Linked DNA regions of Homo sapiens: region 1 is linked to region 2. A link is a loop called in an ENCODE intact Hi-C map of the cell type or tissue named here. Cell type or tissue: CD4-positive, alpha-beta T cell. All regions are shown on one strand. Links, peaks and the distances in the headings refer to the core of each region. The heading gives the core; the rest is flanking DNA.

What was found. Hi-C counts contacts between places; a loop is a spot of excess contacts. Peaks named below come from ENCODE experiments on the same cell type or tissue, not always from the same donor. Only the 100,000 strongest peaks of a DNase experiment are listed, where the experiment ranks them.
Region 1: a loop joins it to region 2, with 9 times the contacts of the local background. A loop is called at or near these places in 9 of 110 quality-filtered maps.

The regions. Positions count from the first base shown.
Region 1 is chr19:47,738,782-47,747,054 of GRCh38, reverse strand. EHD2 (EH domain containing 2) reads right to left here. Exons shown (of 6, transcript NM_014601.4): 6 at 3,921-6,174. The coding sequence ends at 5,623. NOP53 (NOP53 ribosome biogenesis factor) reads right to left here and starts at 1,509. Exons shown (of 13, transcript NM_015710.5): 1 at 1,272-1,509; 2 at 24-88. The coding sequence starts at 1,495. RefSeq lists enhancers at 316-816, 1,237-1,626 and a silencer at 3,191-3,300. In CD4-positive, alpha-beta T cell, for the core only: CTCF peaks have their summits at 3,051 and 3,258 (motif pointing right); DNase peaks (open chromatin) are centred at 1,264, 1,554, 3,344 and 3,774; H3K4me3 peaks cover 2,380 bases; H3K27ac peaks cover 438 bases.
Region 2 is chr19:47,431,997-47,440,319 of GRCh38, reverse strand. SLC8A2 (solute carrier family 8 member A2) reads left to right here. Exons shown (of 10, transcript NM_015063.3): 7 at 2,347-2,471; 8 at 2,759-2,858; 9 at 7,875-8,153. Among named protein-coding and RNA genes, the nearest start is that of MEIS3, 17 kb to the right of the region's middle. RefSeq lists an enhancer at 3,225-3,726. In CD4-positive, alpha-beta T cell, for the core only: a CTCF peak has its summit at 3,533 (motif pointing left); DNase peaks (open chromatin) are centred at 2,629, 3,479 and 4,889; H3K4me3 peaks cover 390 bases; H3K27me3 peaks cover 1,192 bases.

The sequences.
Region 1 (8,273 bases), core at 1-8,000, 310 kb before region 2:
ACACCACAAAAGCCTCTCCTCACCTTTTTCCTTGGAGCCAGTGTCCACGAAGAAGAGTTTTTCATTTGGGGCCTCTGACAACAAGCCACTGGGGGACAGAAATGCAGAACATCAGCCAGAGATGTTGGAGAGGAAAGAGATTTAACCTGGCAGGTCCAGCCTTCATCTTCCGCTTAGTCAAGTCCCGCCACCGGACTCTTCCAGGCTAAGGCTTCGCCCAGCAGTTTACAGAACTTAGTATTTAGGAAGGACTGCCAGGCGCAGTGGCTCACGCCTGTAATCCCAGCACTTTGGGAGGCCCAGGCGGGTGGCTCACCTGAGGTCAGGAGTTCAAGAGCAGCCTGGCCAACATGGTGAAACCCTGCCTTTACTAAAAATACAAAAATTAGGCTGGGTGTGGTGGCTCACACCTGTAATCTTAGCACCTTAGGGGGCCGGGGCGGGTGGATCACCTAAGGTCAGGAGTTCAAGACCAGCCTGGCCTGTAACATGGCAAAACCCTGTCTCTACTAAAAATACAAAAATTAGCCGGACGTGGTGGTGCATGCCTGTAATCCCAGCTACTTGGGAGGCTGAAGCAGGAGAATCACTTGAACCCAGGAGGCAGAGGTTGCAGTGAGCCGAGATCGTGCCATTGCACTCCAGCCTGGACTACAGAGAAAGACTCCGTCTCAAAAAAAAAAGAAAAAAGAAAAGAAAAGAAAAATAGCCGAGCGTGGTGGCGCCCGCCTGTAATCCCAGCTACTAAGGAGCTGAGGCAGGAGAATCGCTTGAGCCTGGGAGGCGGAGGTTGCGGTGAGCTGAGATCGCGCCTACTCCAGCCTGGGCGATAGAGCGAGACTCCGTCTGAAAAACATATATATATACATATATATACACACACACATATACACATATATATATACACACATATACACATATATATACACACACATATATACATACACACACACACATATTTAGAAAACAGCAAGCTAAGGTGGATGCATGGAACGTATTTATGCTAAAAATTATTCATTGTTTACCTAAAATCCAAATTTAATTGAGCGTCCTGTATATTTATCTGCTAAATCTGGTAACTCTATCAAGCTCTCCAGCTTCCCATGCTGAGTCCCCTGCCCATGCTCTCCATTTCCTCGGCGGTCCCCGGGACAGGAGCCCCCAACCCCCGACCCCCGACCCCCGACCCCCGACGAGTCCACGCAAGCACGCCTGGCCTTGCACCTGGGCGCAGGAACCGTCCCACCTCCCGGAAGTCCCGCCCAACGTACCCGCTCGTGCGCTCCTGTAGCCGCACGTCTTCCAGGAACTGGTCAACCTCCAGCCCCAGCGGCTCCTGAGCAAGCCGCCGCCAGCCCCGCTTCTTATTTCTTGGGCCTCGCCGCCGCCGCCTCAGCGCTGGGTCCACCGAAGTGGGCCGCAGCCCCAGGAAACCAGAATCGGCATCGCTTTTCGAGCTGCGCTTCCCACCAACGCCACTGCCTCCTGCCGCCATCTTGTCAAAGGAAGAACTCAGCCACTGGCGTCCCAAAAAGCCCCTTTGCAGCGTGCGCGCGCAGATTTCCCACCCTCTTCCGTGACGTACTTCCTGTGGCAGCCATATTTATAAAGTGACTGGAGTTGCCAGGAGGCTGCCATCTTGGTAAAGGATAAATGGCTCCTCCTTCCTCCATTCTTTACAGCGGGATCTGAAGATTCCTAACGGCGGCGGGTGGTAGGAAAGAGACGGGAAGGTTGCAGGTTCTTAGCTTTCGCCCTTAAGCGAACACCTTTCCCGGCCGCCTGGGGTCTTTGCTCAAACTGATTTTTTTCTTTAATAGATAAGGTCTCACTTTGTTGCCCCCAGGCTGGAGTGCAGTGGAAGGGTAATGGCTCACTGCAGCCTCCAACTCCTAAGCTCAGGGATTCTCCTACCTCAGCCTCCCGAGTAGCTGCGACCACAGAAGGGTGCATCCGCACCTGGCTAATTTTTTATTTTTATTTTTTGTAGAAATGGAGCCTCCCCATGTTGCCCAGGCTGGTCTCAAACATCTGGTTTCAAGTGATCCTCCTTCCTAGGCCTCCCAAAGCGCTGGGATTACAGGCTCACACCACCACTCCCGGTCCAAACTGATGTGTGTGTGTTTTTTTTTAAGAGACAAAGGTCTCACTATGTTGTCCAGGCTGGTCTTGAACCCCTGGGCTCAAGTGATTCTCCCTCCTCAGCCTCCGAAAATGCTAGGATTACAGATGTGAGCCACCATGCTCGGCCTGATTATTTTTTAATCTCGTTTTCTTAGAAAGTCAGAACCGTCAGTGGCAGATTCCGCACAACACACATTCCAATCTCAGAAGTTTTGTCCTCTCAAATGTTCCAATCCTAGGATCTTAGAAATCAAGTAACTTTCGGAATATCAAAGTTGGAAGCACAGAACATTAGAGGAATGTTAGAAACATACACTTTTAGGACCCTAGAAGTGCAGACTCAGAATCATTCATCTTGAGCGGGCTACTTCACTGTGCCTCAGTTTCCTCATCTGTAAAATAAAGATGATAACAGTACATCTGCGTCATAAGTCATGCAGAAGATTAAACATATGTAAAGCGCTTAAGGCTGCGTCTGGCATCTGAGTGTTAGCTATTGTTACTGCCTTGCCCTCTGAGGCTTCATCTTAGAATCAACTCATCTTTGTCATTTACAAATAAGGAAGGAAGCTCAGAGGCTCTTGGGCCCTGGCAGCCATTCAAAGGGATCCATGGCAGGGCGTGGTGATTCACGCCTCTAATCCCAGCACTTTGGGAGGCCGATGCAGGAGGATCGCTTGAGCCCAGGAATTCAAGACCAGCCTGGGCAACATAGTGAGATCCTGTGTCTGCCAAAAATTTAAAAATTAGCCAGGCGTGATGGTGTGCGCCTGTAGTCCCAGGTACTCGGGAGGCTGAGGTGGGAGGATCGCTTGAGCCCAGGAGTTGGAGGGTGCAGTGAGCCGTGATTGCACCATTGCACTCCAGCCTGGGTGACAGAGCAAGACCCTGTCTCAAAAACAAAACAATCAAATCAAAGGAATCCAGGCCTCATAAAAGCCACTCTGGACTCATAAAGGAAAAAGGCACAGAGAGGGCAGGCGACACACGCATGGTCACACAGCGAAATTCAACTGGATCCTTGCGCAGAGCGTTGGAAAGGTGACAGGCCCTAAAGGTGACAGGCCCTGGATCGCAGCCCCGAGACCTGAGCGCCGAATCACCTGGGCAGGGATTTTGGCGACCACAGCCTATCTGTTTTCTGAGCGTCCGCCAGGGGGCGCCGCGAGCCGCGAAACTGGGCCCGCGTGGGCGGGATGAGTGCGCGGCCAGCGTGTCCCGGGACGCCGTGGGTGTGGCCTGGATGTGAGTGCGCGGGACTCGGCGCGCACGGTGCGCTGCCCAGCTCTGGCCAAGAGTCCCCGGTGCGTGAGCGCGCGCACACTCCTGGCAGCCCGTGTGGGCAAGGTCACCACTTCCCCAACCAGAAACCAGCGTGTTCCTGGTGTTACGCGTCGGGAGTTATGTACCCAGGTTGTGCAAGGGCACGTTGCCGGGCAGGGCGGGAGCTGGGAGAGCACTTCGTGCCCGAATACACACACACACACACACACACACACACACACACACACACCCCGCGCGCGCCCCAGGGCTTGGTTCCCAGGCCCCCGCCGCGGGAGGTGGGAGGAAGGGATGTCCCGGGGGGAGGGCCCCAGAGTCACTTTTCCTCGGAAAATATGCCGTTCTGGCCCCCAGCCCAGGCCTGAGTCACCAGGCCTCGCTGCATTGAGTCACGGACTCCACCCCGCCCCTGAGAGCACGGAAGGGGGCCTCCCCCCACCCCAAATCCTGCCCAGGTCTCTCTTTCCCTGGGGGAGGGCGGGCGATCCCTGTCCCAAGCCAGCCTCACTGCCACATGGGAAGAAGCCTTGGCTTTATTCGCTCTGTGGGGACACTGTTCCGTTCAGAGGCCCCTCCCAGCCATGGGGTGGGGGACAGTGGTGGGCGTGGGAATCCCAGCGAGCATCCTGGAGGGTGCGTCGTCTCCATGTATTTTGCTCTTCCCCATCTTTTCCATGGGGTCCCCTGCCAGGGTCAAGCACTAATATGTGGTGAAGGCAGCAAACAGCGTCGGCGTCCCTTTAGGGGTGGGGAGAGGGCTGTAGCACCAAGAACCCCCTCCCCCGCCCACGACATCCCTGAAAAGGAGACTAAAATAAAGCCCCGGGGCCTTTCTACGTAGGGGCTCCACTTAAATATGGAATGGTGGTAGGCAGAGAGGCGGTGGCCCAGCAATCCTTAAGTCCAGATTACCAGCTGTGGGGAGGCTTCCAGGGGGCCAGGAGCAGGCTGGGCAGTTCCAGCCACAGACACGTGGGTGGAGGACGGAAATATCTCCAAGGGGGCACAGTATCAGAGGAGCAGGATGGAAGGGGCTTTTCTGCCTGCTACGGGATCCTTTTTAAAGAAATGGGTGTGAAGCCGGGCACGGTGGCTCATGCCTGTAATCCCATCACTTTGGGAGGCCAAGGCGAGCAGATCACCTGAGATGCGGAGTTCGAGACCAGCCTGGCCAACATGGTGAAACCCCGTCTCTACTCAAATACAAAAATTAGCTGGGCGTGGTGGCGCGTGCCTGCAGTCCCAGCTACTCAGGAGGCTGAGGCACGAGAATCACTTCAACCCAGGAGGTGGAGGTTGCAGTGAGCTGAGATCTCACCACTGCACTCCAGCCTGGGCGACAGAGCAAGATTCTATCAAAAAAGAAAGAAAGGACAGGACAGGAAAGGGAAGGGGTGTGGACAGAACTGGGGGCAAAAACAAAAAAGAAGGAAGGAAGGAAAGAAAGAAATGGGTATGGGCAGAATTGGGGGCAAAAACAAAAAAGAAGGAAGGAAGGAAAGAAAAGAAGGAAGGAAGGAAGGAAATAAATGGGTGTGGGCAGAATTGGGGGCTTTCCCCGAGCAAGGGAAGGGGCTGCGGAGGGGCCCATCTGAGGAAGCAGTAGGTGTGTCTCCCCTCTGAGCCCCCCATGGTCCCGAGACCTGAGGATGTGATGGAGCCGGTTGAGGGTGTTGCCTGGCTGGGCAGGAGGAAGCGGAGCAGAAGGGGGTCTGTTTATCTGCTAGTCATTTCAGCCACAGGGCTGCTCAGCCAGGGGAGGGGCTGGGGGCCCTGCCAGGAATTAGTGTGTGTTTGCGTGACTGTGTAGGTGCCCTCTCCTGGGAACGTCACCTTCCATGAGGGCAGATGTATTTGTCTATTTTGTTCTCTATGGTAATGCCCAGTGCCTAGAACAGGGCTGGGCACATAGTAGGTGCTCAATAAATATTTGAATGAATGACGGATGGATGGATGCCTGCGTGTGCCAGTGTGTGTGTGATGTGCCTAAGTGAACGTGAGGCTGGAGGTGTGAAGGGCGGACAGAGAAGCCTTGTCCCTCCCGTGGTCCCCTCTAAATGCTTCCACCGGGGTGTCTGGCGGTAGTGAGGAGGGAGACCCCCGGTCCTTACAGCTGGGCAGGGAGGGCAGGCAGGGCGTGTGTGAGCCGGAGCAGGGGTGTGCGTGCAGCCGACTGGAGCTGGGGAGCCACAGCAGGGCCATGGGAGGGGGGCCGGCTCACTCGGCGGAGCCCTTGTGGCGTCGCTTGGAGGGTGGCACCAGGCGACGGGGCAGGTTGGCGGGCAGCCCGTGGCCTTCCAGCTTGGCCTCGATGAGGTGGCTGGCCAGCGCGAACTCCTCATCATCCAGCATGCCGTCGCGGTCCACATCGCTGAGCTTCCAGATGCGCCCCAGCACTGAGTTGGGGAGCTTGGTCCCCACCATCCAGGTCTTGGCCTTGGAGCCGCTCAGCTTGCCGTCGGCAGGCGCCAGGTTGTAGAAGATCTCGTCGTATTTGGACTTGTCCTTGGTCACCACCCACTCGGCCTCGTCGTCCGAGCCCTCCTCGCCGTCCTCCATGGCCTCGTCAGGTCCCCGCTCCACAAACGGGCCCATGTGGGTGCCCTCAAAAGCGCCCCCCTGCACGCCCACCTCGGTGCTCTCCAGCTCCTCCTGCCGCAGCAGGGGCATGAGCTTGGCGATGTCGTGCGTCAGCATCTCGTCCAGTGCCTCTAGCAGCTTCGGCTTCAGCGAGTGAAACTTGGTGAAGTCGTGCGCCATCAGCAGCTCCTGTGGTGGGGGACAGGGGCACCCAGAATTCAAGCGGCGCCATCCCTGAGGCCCTCAGGCTGCAAGGTGGTATCAGGACACTGGAGAAGCTCGGGGGTAGCTGTTGTGGGGTTTTTTTACTGTTGTTTGTTTTGAGACAGAGTCTTGCTCTTGTTGCCCAGGCTGGAGTGCAAATGGCACAATCTCGGCTCACTGCAACGTCCGCCTTCCGGTTTCAAGCGATTCTCCTGCCTCAGCCTCCCAAGTAGCTGGGATTACAGGCATGCGCCACCATGCCCAGCTAATTTTTGTAATTTTAATAGAGACAGCGTTTCACCATGTTGGCCAGGCTGGTCTCGAACTCCTGACCTCATGATTCGCCCGCCTCAGCCTCCCAATGCTGGGATTACAGGCATGAGCCACCGCGCCCAGCCATTTTTGTTTTGTTTTGTTTTGTTTTTTTTTGACAGGGTCTCGCTCTGTCACTTAGGCTAGAGTGCAGTGGTGCCAACATAGCTCACTGCAGCTTCCAACTCCCAGCCTCAAACGATCCTCTGGCCTCAGTCTCCCAAGTAGCTGGGACCACAGGCACACACCACCCACCCAGCTAAATTTTTGTGATCCTCCCTCCTCAGCCCCCGCAATTCGCTGGGACTATAGGTGTGCGCCACTACGCCCAACTAGTTTTAAAAATTTTTTGTAGAGACCAAGTCTTGCTATGTTGCCCAGGCTGGTCTCGAACTCCTGAGCTCAAGCCATCCTCCCACCGCAACCTCCTAAAGTGCTGGGATTGCAGGTGTGAGCCACTGTACCCAGCCAGAGTGGCAGCTCTTTACTGACACATGCAGAAGTATTTGAACATCTGAACAACCTGTTCCGCTCGGGCACCCACCAATGAGAAGATACTTGGGCAACAAGGTCCCAGAGGCTTTCTCCTGTGCCCCAGAATTACTGGAGGGTGGGGAGGCTGGGGCCCCTCTGATGAGTGAGAGCAGCGGCCCTTTGCCAGCTAGCAGAGAAGGATTTCAATATTTTCGCATCAAGTATAGCTTTCTCAGAGCATCCACACCAGCCTAGAACCCTAACCGCCCTCTACCCAACTCCAGCTGCCCAGCCAGCACGTACAACATTAAAAGTTAAAAAAAAAAAAACTCAGCAGGCTTGGGTGGCTCACACTTGTAATCCCAGCACTTTGGGAGGCTGAGGTGGGAGAATCACTTGAGCCCAGGAGTGCAAGACCAGCCTGGACAACATGGCAAAACCCTATTTCTTTTCTTTTCTTTCCTTTTTTTTTTTTTTTTTTTGACGAGTTTCGCTCTGTCACCCAGGCTGGAGTGCAATGGCGCGATCTCAGCTCACCGCAACCTCCGTCTCATGGGTTCAAGCGATTCTCCTGGCTCAGACTCCCAAGTAGCTGGGATTACAGGCGCCTACCACCATGCCCAGCTGATTTTCATATTTTTAGTAGAGATGGGGTTTCGCCATGTTGGCCAGGCTGGTCTCGAACTCCTGACCTCAGGCAATCTGCCCACCTCGGCCTCCCAAAGTGCTGGGATTACAGGCATGAGCCACTGCACCTGGCCTCAAAACCCTATTTCTTAAAAAAAAAAAAAAAAAAAAAAAAAAATTAAAAATTAGCCAGGTGTGGTGGTGCACGCCTGCAGTCCCAACTACTTTGGGAGGCTGAGACAGAATCTCTTGAACCCCAGGAGACAGAGGTTGCAGTGAGCGAAGATAGCACCACACTGTACTCCAGCCTGGGTGACAGAGCAAGACCCTGTCTCAAAACAAAAAAGTGTGCAGGGGGGGAGAGAAAAAAGAAAGTTAAGAAAGCTTAATTCCTGTCACAGTGCTACCACACCACACAGAAAGGACTGAGTGGCTGGCTGCCAAATTTGGAGGTGAGATTTGAGATGATCAGATCATCAGGGGTTCCTGGGACCACCCCCTCCCCACCGAAGAAGTCACTTTGGGGTGTAGGGGTGGACTTGGCGTCACACTGCTTCTCACACGGGCTACTCTAAGTGGCCCAGACTGCACCAGGACAGTCTCTGCGAAAATGGATTCCTTTCACAGCCCTATGTGAATTTCCTGAGCCAAGGCAGAGAGGCCAGCTGATC
Region 2 (8,323 bases), core at 54-8,053:
GGTTAGGACCATGTTAAGGTGAGAGTCACAGTGGAGGTGCTTTCCTGCTGGTGGGATCAGATTAGAATTAGAGTCAGATTTAGGTCAAAGCTAAAGTTGGACTTTGAGGTGAGTAATAGAGTTTGAGGAATTTAGGTTAGAATTGGGGCCAAGGTCAGAGATTGGAGTAAGAGTTAGGGCTAAGGTCAGTGGCTTGGAGATGGACAAAGTCATTTTGGAGTCAAGATCAGAATTGGGATCCGTGGTTAGGATTAGAGTTAGATTAAAGATTGTATTCGTTGGAGGAAGCAATACAAGCTGCTATAACAAACTGACCGACAAGTCACAGGGGCTTAACACAATAAAAGTTATTTCTTTACTGGGCACAATGCCTCATGTCTGTAATCCCAGCACTTTGAGAGGCCCAGGCGGGCGGATCACTTAAGGTCAGGAGTTCAAGACCAGCCTAACCAACATGGTGAAACCCTGTCTCTACTAAAAATACAAAAATTAGCCGGGCATGGTGGTGGGCACCTGTGATCCCACCTACTCAGGAGCCTAAGGCAGGAGAATCACTTGATCCTGGAAAGTGGAGGTTGCAGTGAGCCGAGATCGTGCCACTGCACTCCAGCCTGGGTGACAGAGCGAGACTCCATCTCAGAAAAGTAAGAAAGAGAGAGAGAGAGGGAGGGAGGGGAGGAAGGAAGGAAGGAAGGAAGGAAGAAAGGAAGGAAGGAGGGAGAAGAGAGAAAAAAAGTTATTTCTTGCTCAGGCAAAGTTGTTTTTTGTTTCTTTGTTTGTCTTTGTGAGACGGAGTTTTGCTCTCGTTGCCCAAGCTAGAGTGCAATGGTGCGATCTCGGCTCATGGCAACCTCCACCCCCCGGGGTTCAAGAGATTCTCCTGCCTCAGCCTCCCGAGTAGCTGGGATTACAGGCACCTGCCACCACACCTAGCTAATTTTTTTTGTATTTTTTAGTAGAGATGGGGTTTCACCATGTTGGCCAGGCTGGTCTCGAACTCCTGACCTCAGGTGATCCACCTGCCTTGGCCTCCTAAAGTGCTGGGATTACAGACATGAGCCACTGTACCTGGCCTCTCAGGCAAAGTTTTACGAGAGTGTTCCTAGTTGGTGGGTGGCTTTCTTCTGCCATGTGGCCATTCCATCTTGTGACTCCACTGTGCCAGGGAGCTTTGGCATTGTGGCTGGGTTTGCTGCTGGTGAACAGGGCAAGAGAGTTTCGAGGCTCACATGGGAGGTTTTCGGGGGCTAAGCCTGGAGGGACTGACCATCACTTCTGCCCACATTCTAGTGTCCATAACTCAGGCCGTGGCCACGCCCAGCTGCAAGGGAGGCTGGGAAATGTAGTTCAGCTCTTTGCCCAGGAAGGAGAGGAAACAGGTTCAGGTGAACACACTTCAGCTTCTGCCGTGTGGTCAAGCTCCTCATGAGTGATGGTGTCAGAGTTGGGAGTTGGGACTGAGGTTTGAGGTCAGGTGTAGGACTGGAGTTAGATCTGGAGATAGAGTGTGGGATTTGGCTTGGGGTTATTGATGCTCCAGGTTATGGTGAATGTTAGAGTCGGGATTAGGGTTTAGGGCTAGGGTTGTGCTGAGGTCAGATCCAGGGCTGAGGGTTGGGGTTTGGAGTCAGTGTTGATGACAGGCTTCCATTTGGGGCCACAGTGAGAGTCCAGCTCAGAGTTAGGGACCAGAATTAGGGTTGGGCTGCTGCTGGGCTTGGAGTCAGGGGTCAGCATACTTTGGGGAGAGAAGCGAGCTCAGGACCAGGATGTAGGTGGGTCTGGTTCCAAGATTTGTGCCAAAATCGGATGTCCTCCCCTTTCCTTACCATGTCAGCCACACTCTAGGATGTTTCCAGAAACTGGATGTAGAGACCAGGCCTCCCCTATCAGGGTGGCAACGATGATGATAATGTTGGTGATAATAATAAAGATAGTAACATGTATTGAATATTTATTGTGTGCCAGGCACTGTTCTAAGCACTTCACACGAATTAACTCATTTAAGTCTCACAACCACCCCATGAGGTAGGTACTAATTATTGTGCCCGTTTAACAGTTATGAAAACTAAGGCACAGAGAGGCTCAGGTATTGCCTAAAGTCTCACAGCCTCCACCATACGAACCCCAGAGCCCACCAACTAAAGATCATGAACCAACCCTTGGGAGCTGGACCTCAGGGTTGAAGGAGACGGTGGTCAGGTGGGAGGCTGGGAGGAGTCACCAAGGAGCTTCCCAGAGGAGAACAGATAGGCTTTCTCTAACTATGGGGACAGGTAGTAAAGGCGTCACAGGCCCAATTAGGTAGGTCTCCCAGGAGTCTAACCCCCACCCCTCATGCTGCAGGGGATGGGGACAGGAAGCTAACAGCCGAGGAGGAGGAGGCTCGGAGGATAGCAGAGATGGGCAAGCCAGTTCTTGGGGAGAACTGCCGGCTGGAGGTCATCATCGAGGAGTCATATGATTTTAAGGTGATTTTCCGGGGCCTCACCTTCCTGGAGTCCAGCCTGGTTCATTTCCTTGGGGAGGGTCCGGAAAGCGGGGAGCCACAAGGTTCCTAAGATCAAGCCAAAGAAGGGTCCCACGTCAGGACCACGGACAGCACATGCCTCCCTTTTCCTTGCTTGCCTTCAGAACGGGGGTGTGGAAAGTTGAGGACCCCTGGGCACAGGCTGTGAGCCCCCGACCCAGGACCCAACATGGAGCTTCCCTGGTTCGCTCAGGGGCAGTGACCTCTCCCCCACCCTCTCATCCCCAGAACACGGTGGATAAACTCATCAAGAAAACGAACTTGGCCTTGGTAATTGGGACCCATTCATGGAGGGAGCAGTTTTTAGAGGCAATTACGGTGAGCGCAGGTAAGTGGGGAGGGAGGAGAGAGAAGAGAGAAAGATGGAGAGACAGAGACACAGGGAAAGGGGGAGAAATGAATGGAGAGACAGGCACAAAGATAAACAGGCCGGGCGCGGTGGCTCATGCCTGGAATCCTGGCGCTTTGGGAGGGTGAGGCGGGAGGATTGCTTGAGGCCAGGAGTTTGAGGCTGCAATGAGCCATGATCGTGCCTCTGCACTCCAGCCTGGGCAACAGAGCAAGACGCTGTCTCTAAAAAAAATACAAGCAGGAGAGAGAGACACACAGAAATACACAGGGAGAATCAGAGAGACATGGAGAAGACATGAGACAGAATGAACGGTGCAAACTGAAATGGGCCGGGGAGAGGGAGAGGCAGGTAGATGAGGATACAGAAAGGGCAGAGAAGGGAGAGGTGGTGGCTGGAGCGGCTGGGAGGGTTTGTGTTTGGCTCTGGGCTGAACCGGGAGGGTTCCCAGCCTGGGCTTTCTCCCAGCATCAGGCATCAGGAGGGTGGGAACAGATTAAATGGTGTGGCCACCCCAGAGAGAGCCTGGGTTCCTCCGTTGCCCTGGAGACAGTCACCAGGGCACCGAGCTCTTTCCTACCTGCGCGGGTCACCACCCTCCTTGGCCTCAGACAGGCCCACACTGCCCCCTTGTGGCTAGAGACACTACGACACTTGTACCCACTGACGGTCTTGGAAGCCAACACTGGCCCTTTGTGATATGGACTGGGGAGACTGAGGCTCAGAGACAGAGGAGGGAGTGGCCTGAAGTCCCACAGGGAGTCCAGAAAAGGCCCGAGGTCGGAGCTCAGGGCTTCAATCTCTTACATAACATCAGGGTTAAGGCCCCAGCTCTTGGGGACTGAAGGCGTACATGGAATTGTGGTTGCAAAGAAACTGGGCGAGCAGGATCCAAAGAAACCAGGCTTAAGGGGATGGGAAAATACAAGGCAGCAGTCCTAGAAACACCAGACTGTTTGCCCAGTAGAAACAAAGTGGCATCTCCCTCTGAAGCCACATTCTTCTGACATACTTCTGAGGGATCTTCTGGGCCCGACCCTATGTGAGACATTGCCAGGGACACAGAAGTGATTTCTGGCCCTGTCATGGAGCTTACAGCCCAGTGCAGGAGACAGACATGTCACAAGACACAGACAACCCAGAGTAGGCAGGGCTGGGATGGGAGACCCGGAGGAAAGCCCTGATGCGGTTCCTAACCCAGCCTGAAAGTCAGGGAGGGCTTCCTGGAGGGGGTGGCTTCCCAGCTGAGTCTTCAAATGGGTAAAGATGTCAGCCAGGAGGAGGGAGAAGACAGGGAGAGTGTTTCAGGCAGAGGGAGAGCCAAGCACAGAAGCCCTGGAGTGTGCGAGATTATGGCACATTTTTTGGGTGGGTGCCTGGTGTTGGGCGGGAGGAAGAGGTACCAGGATGAGGCTGGAAATCGGCACATTTCTACACTGCTCCTTGTGGACCACAGTAGGGAGCTTGGGTGGCATTTGAACACACTGGGGAGCCATGGAGGGTTTTGAATGGGGGAAGCCCCTGGGGCTAGAGAGAGCTTGTGGGAGGAAAGTGGAGAGGGTGTGGGTAGAGGCTGTAGAAACTAGCAGTAGAGGCTGGGTGCGGTGGCTCACGCCTGTAATCCTAGCACTTTGGGAGGCCGAGGCAGGTGGATCACCTGAGGTCAGGAGTTCGAGACCAGCCTGACCAACATGGAGAAACCCCGTCTCTACTAAAAATACAAAATTAGCCGGGCATGGTGGCCTGCGCCTGTAATCCTAGGTACTCAGGAGGCTGAGGCAGGAGAATCGCTTGAACCTGGGAGGCAGAGGTTGCGGTGAGCCGAGATAGCACCATTGCACTCCAGCCTGGGCAACAAAGCGAAACTCCGTCTAAAAAAAAAAAAAAAAACGAAGAAAAGAAACTAGCAGGAGACGGGCCCTGCAGAGGCTCCTTTGAGGTTCATTCCACGAACAACGGGGAGATGGCAAGGGGCTCTTTGAGCTTCGGAGCATTTCCTTCCTCTGGGGACTTAGTGGAGACGGAGGATGAGGCGGAACTGAAACGAGGTGGGAGGTGGCGGTCGTAGAGACCCAGCGTACATCGTGCTGTGGGTTTATAGAAACCAGGTGGTTAGATCAGGTGATTAGATCGGGGTGGAGGAAGAATAACAACATAACAATAATAATAACTGTAATAATAATCCTGATTATGACAACGGTGACCCTATCATGTCTTTTTTTTTTGAGATATGTAGTCTCTGTCATCCAGGCTGGAGTGTAGTGGTGTGATCTCGGCTCACTGCAGCCTCCTCAGCCTCCTCCTCCTGGGTTCAAGCGATCCTCCTGACTCAGCCTCCTGAGTAGCTGGGATTACAGGCACCCACCACCATGTCTGGCTAAGTTTTGTATTTTTAGTAGAGATGGGATTTCACCATGTTGGCCGGACTGGTCTTGAACTCCTGACCTCAAGTGATCTGCCCACATCCGCCTCCCAAAGTGCTGGGATTACAGGTGTAAGCTACTGTGCCCAGCTGACCCTATCGTGTCTTGAGTGCCAGGCATGGTTGGAAATTTATTTCCTGTGTGAACTCATTTTAATTAATGTATCCTCAGTGTCTGGATCAGAGCTTGGTCACTTTGCACTTTGTTCAGCACGTGCCTTTTGGTTCTTTGCTGTGCGAGCACAGAGCTGCTGGAGGGGTGAGGGAGAAGGGTAGTCCTCACTCCCTTAGGAGATGAGTCGGGTCCCATCTTGTCGCAGAGCTTTTGTACTTCCTTTACCTCCCTTCCTACTGTAAGCTCCTTGTGGGCTGGACTTGGCATGGAGCATCTTTGAATTTCCCCCAGGCACCAAAAAAGGCCTTCAATCATAACAATCGAAACAACAGTAATAACGCTGGAGGTGTCCGAGACCGTTGACAGCACTTTACATGAACCAACTCATTCTGTCATCACAAGTTTCCCATGAAGCAGGTCCAATTATTTATCACAGATAGGCACCCAGAAGCCCAGAGAGGTGAGGACACTGATTCAGGATCACACAGTGGATCCAGGGTTGGACACCAGAGAGGTGACTTCAGAGTGACAGGCATAACCACGAGCCTCCCTGTAGAGGGGAGCAGCTGGGGAAGTCAGCTGAGGCCAGAGTCCGCAGAATGCCAAGCCTAGGCATGTGGGCCTGGGTTTGAAGGTAGTACAAGAACCAAGGAAGGATTTGAAGCAGGGCAGGCAGAAGCCTCAACTGACATAGTGATGCGGTAATAGCAGCCACCTCTCTCCCAAAGAGCGTGGCCTCCCTGCTCTGACCTCAGCCATGTCTTACATCAGTTAGGGATGCGTTCAGCAGTGACTGGTCAGGAGCTACGTTCGTTCTCATGAGCATCCTTCCAGATGTAATGCGTGCCACACACAAGTGTGCTCATTGATTCTCATTCATTGCTTTATACTAATCAGCTTAGGGTGAGGTAAACAAAACACTGCCTTAGGGCTTTCAGGTTATAAAAGCCACTGCAGGTCGGCTGGGCACGGTGGCCGACACCTGTAATCCCAAAACTTTGGGAGGCCTAGGAGGGCAGATCAGTTGAGGCCAGGAGTTTAAGACCAGCCTGGCCAACATGGCGAAATCCCATCTCTAGTAAAAATACAAAAAAATCAGCCAGGTGGGGTGGTGCACACCTGTGATTCCAGCTACTCAGTAGACTGAGGCATGAGAATCACTCGAACTCAGGAGGCGGAGGTTACAGTAAGCTGAGATCACACTACTGCCTTGGTAACGGAGGGAGGCTCTGTCTCAAAAAAAAAAAAAAGTCACTGCAGGTCAAAAGCTGGTCAAATTAGGTCACAATAGGTGATACAGCTCTAAGCATGAGGCATCATTTACAAAGCTCAGAAAACACATCTGTAACCCAATGCCCACATCAGGAAAGCCAGGGCTTTCCAGAAACCCTCTGTTTATATCTCATTGGCAGACTGGGTCAGATAGTCACTCACAGGAGGAATTCTGGCAAAACAAGTATTTAGCCAGGGACATGGCAACTGCCAACTGCAAGGGATTCTGGGAAAGTGAATACCATATTTTTATCTGAGGCCATAGCTGTTGCTAGTCTCAAGGGATTCTAGGAAAGTGATTAATTTTGGCTGGGTATATAGCCCTCTAGCTGCAAGGGATTCTGGGAAAGTGAGTACATTTAGTGGAGACTGTGGCTCTGGTTAGCTGCAGTGAATCTGAGGAAGTGAATACTTCTAGCTGTGGACTGGCTTTCAGCAGCTGTGAAGGCTTCTGGGAAAATGAATAATTTTAGCTAGGGGTATGGCTGTCCCTGGCAGCAAACGGTCTTGGGGAACTGGATGTTTTTAGCTGGGCAGATGTGGCTTCCTCTAGCTTCAAGGGATTCTGGGAAAGTAACTGTTTTTAGCATTGACTTGGCCACATTTAGGTGCAAGCAGTTCCGGGAAACTAAATATTTTTCACCTGGGTCCATTCATGCTCCTAGCTTCAAGGGATTCTGGGAAAGTAATGGGTTTTAGCTGCTGACTTGGCCACATTTAGGTGCAAGGGATTCTGGGAAAATAAATATTTGTCACCTGGGCCCATTCACACTCCTAGCTTCAAAGGATGCAGGGAAAGTAACTGTTTTTAGCTGCTGACATGGCCACACTTAGGTGCAAGGGATTCTGGGAAAGTAAAATTTTTTTACCTGGACTCAGTCATGCCCCTAGCTCCAAGGGATTCTATGGAAGTAACTGTTTTTACTGCTGACTTAGCCATATTTAGATCCAAAGGATTCTGGGAAAGTAAATATTTTTCACCTGGGCCCAATCAAGCTCCTAGCTTCAAGGGATTCTGGGAAAGTAACTGTTTTTAGCAGTTGACTTGGCCACAGGTAGGTGCAAGGGATTCTGGGAAAGAAGTTCATTCAATGGGACTTGCTGTCAGGAAGTTAGACAAAATGGGGCCTCTGTAGGCAAGGAAGGAAGTCTGAGTGTATGCCCCAGCTGGGTCGTGTGCCCACAGGGGACGAGGAGGAGGAGGAGGACGGGTCCCGGGAGGAGCGGCTGCCGTCGTGCTTTGACTACGTGATGCACTTCCTGACGGTGTTCTGGAAGGTGCTCTTCGCCTGTGTGCCCCCCACCGAGTACTGCCACGGCTGGGCCTGCTTTGGTGTCTCCATCCTGGTCATCGGCCTGCTCACCGCCCTCATTGGGGACCTCGCCTCCCACTTCGGCTGCACCGTTGGCCTCAAGGACTCTGTCAATGCTGTTGTCTTCGTTGCCCTGGGCACCTCCATCCCTGGTAACACCCTGGGAGACTTTGGTGGGGTAGGATCTCAGATGAGCCAGGCAGGGGCAACACAGGATCCTGCCAAAATGAGGTGGGTGGAGTCACACAGCGCCCATGTGGTGGGTCTCAGAGAAATACGGAGGTGGGGCATAATAGAAGCCAGGCAGCGGGTCCCCTAGGTG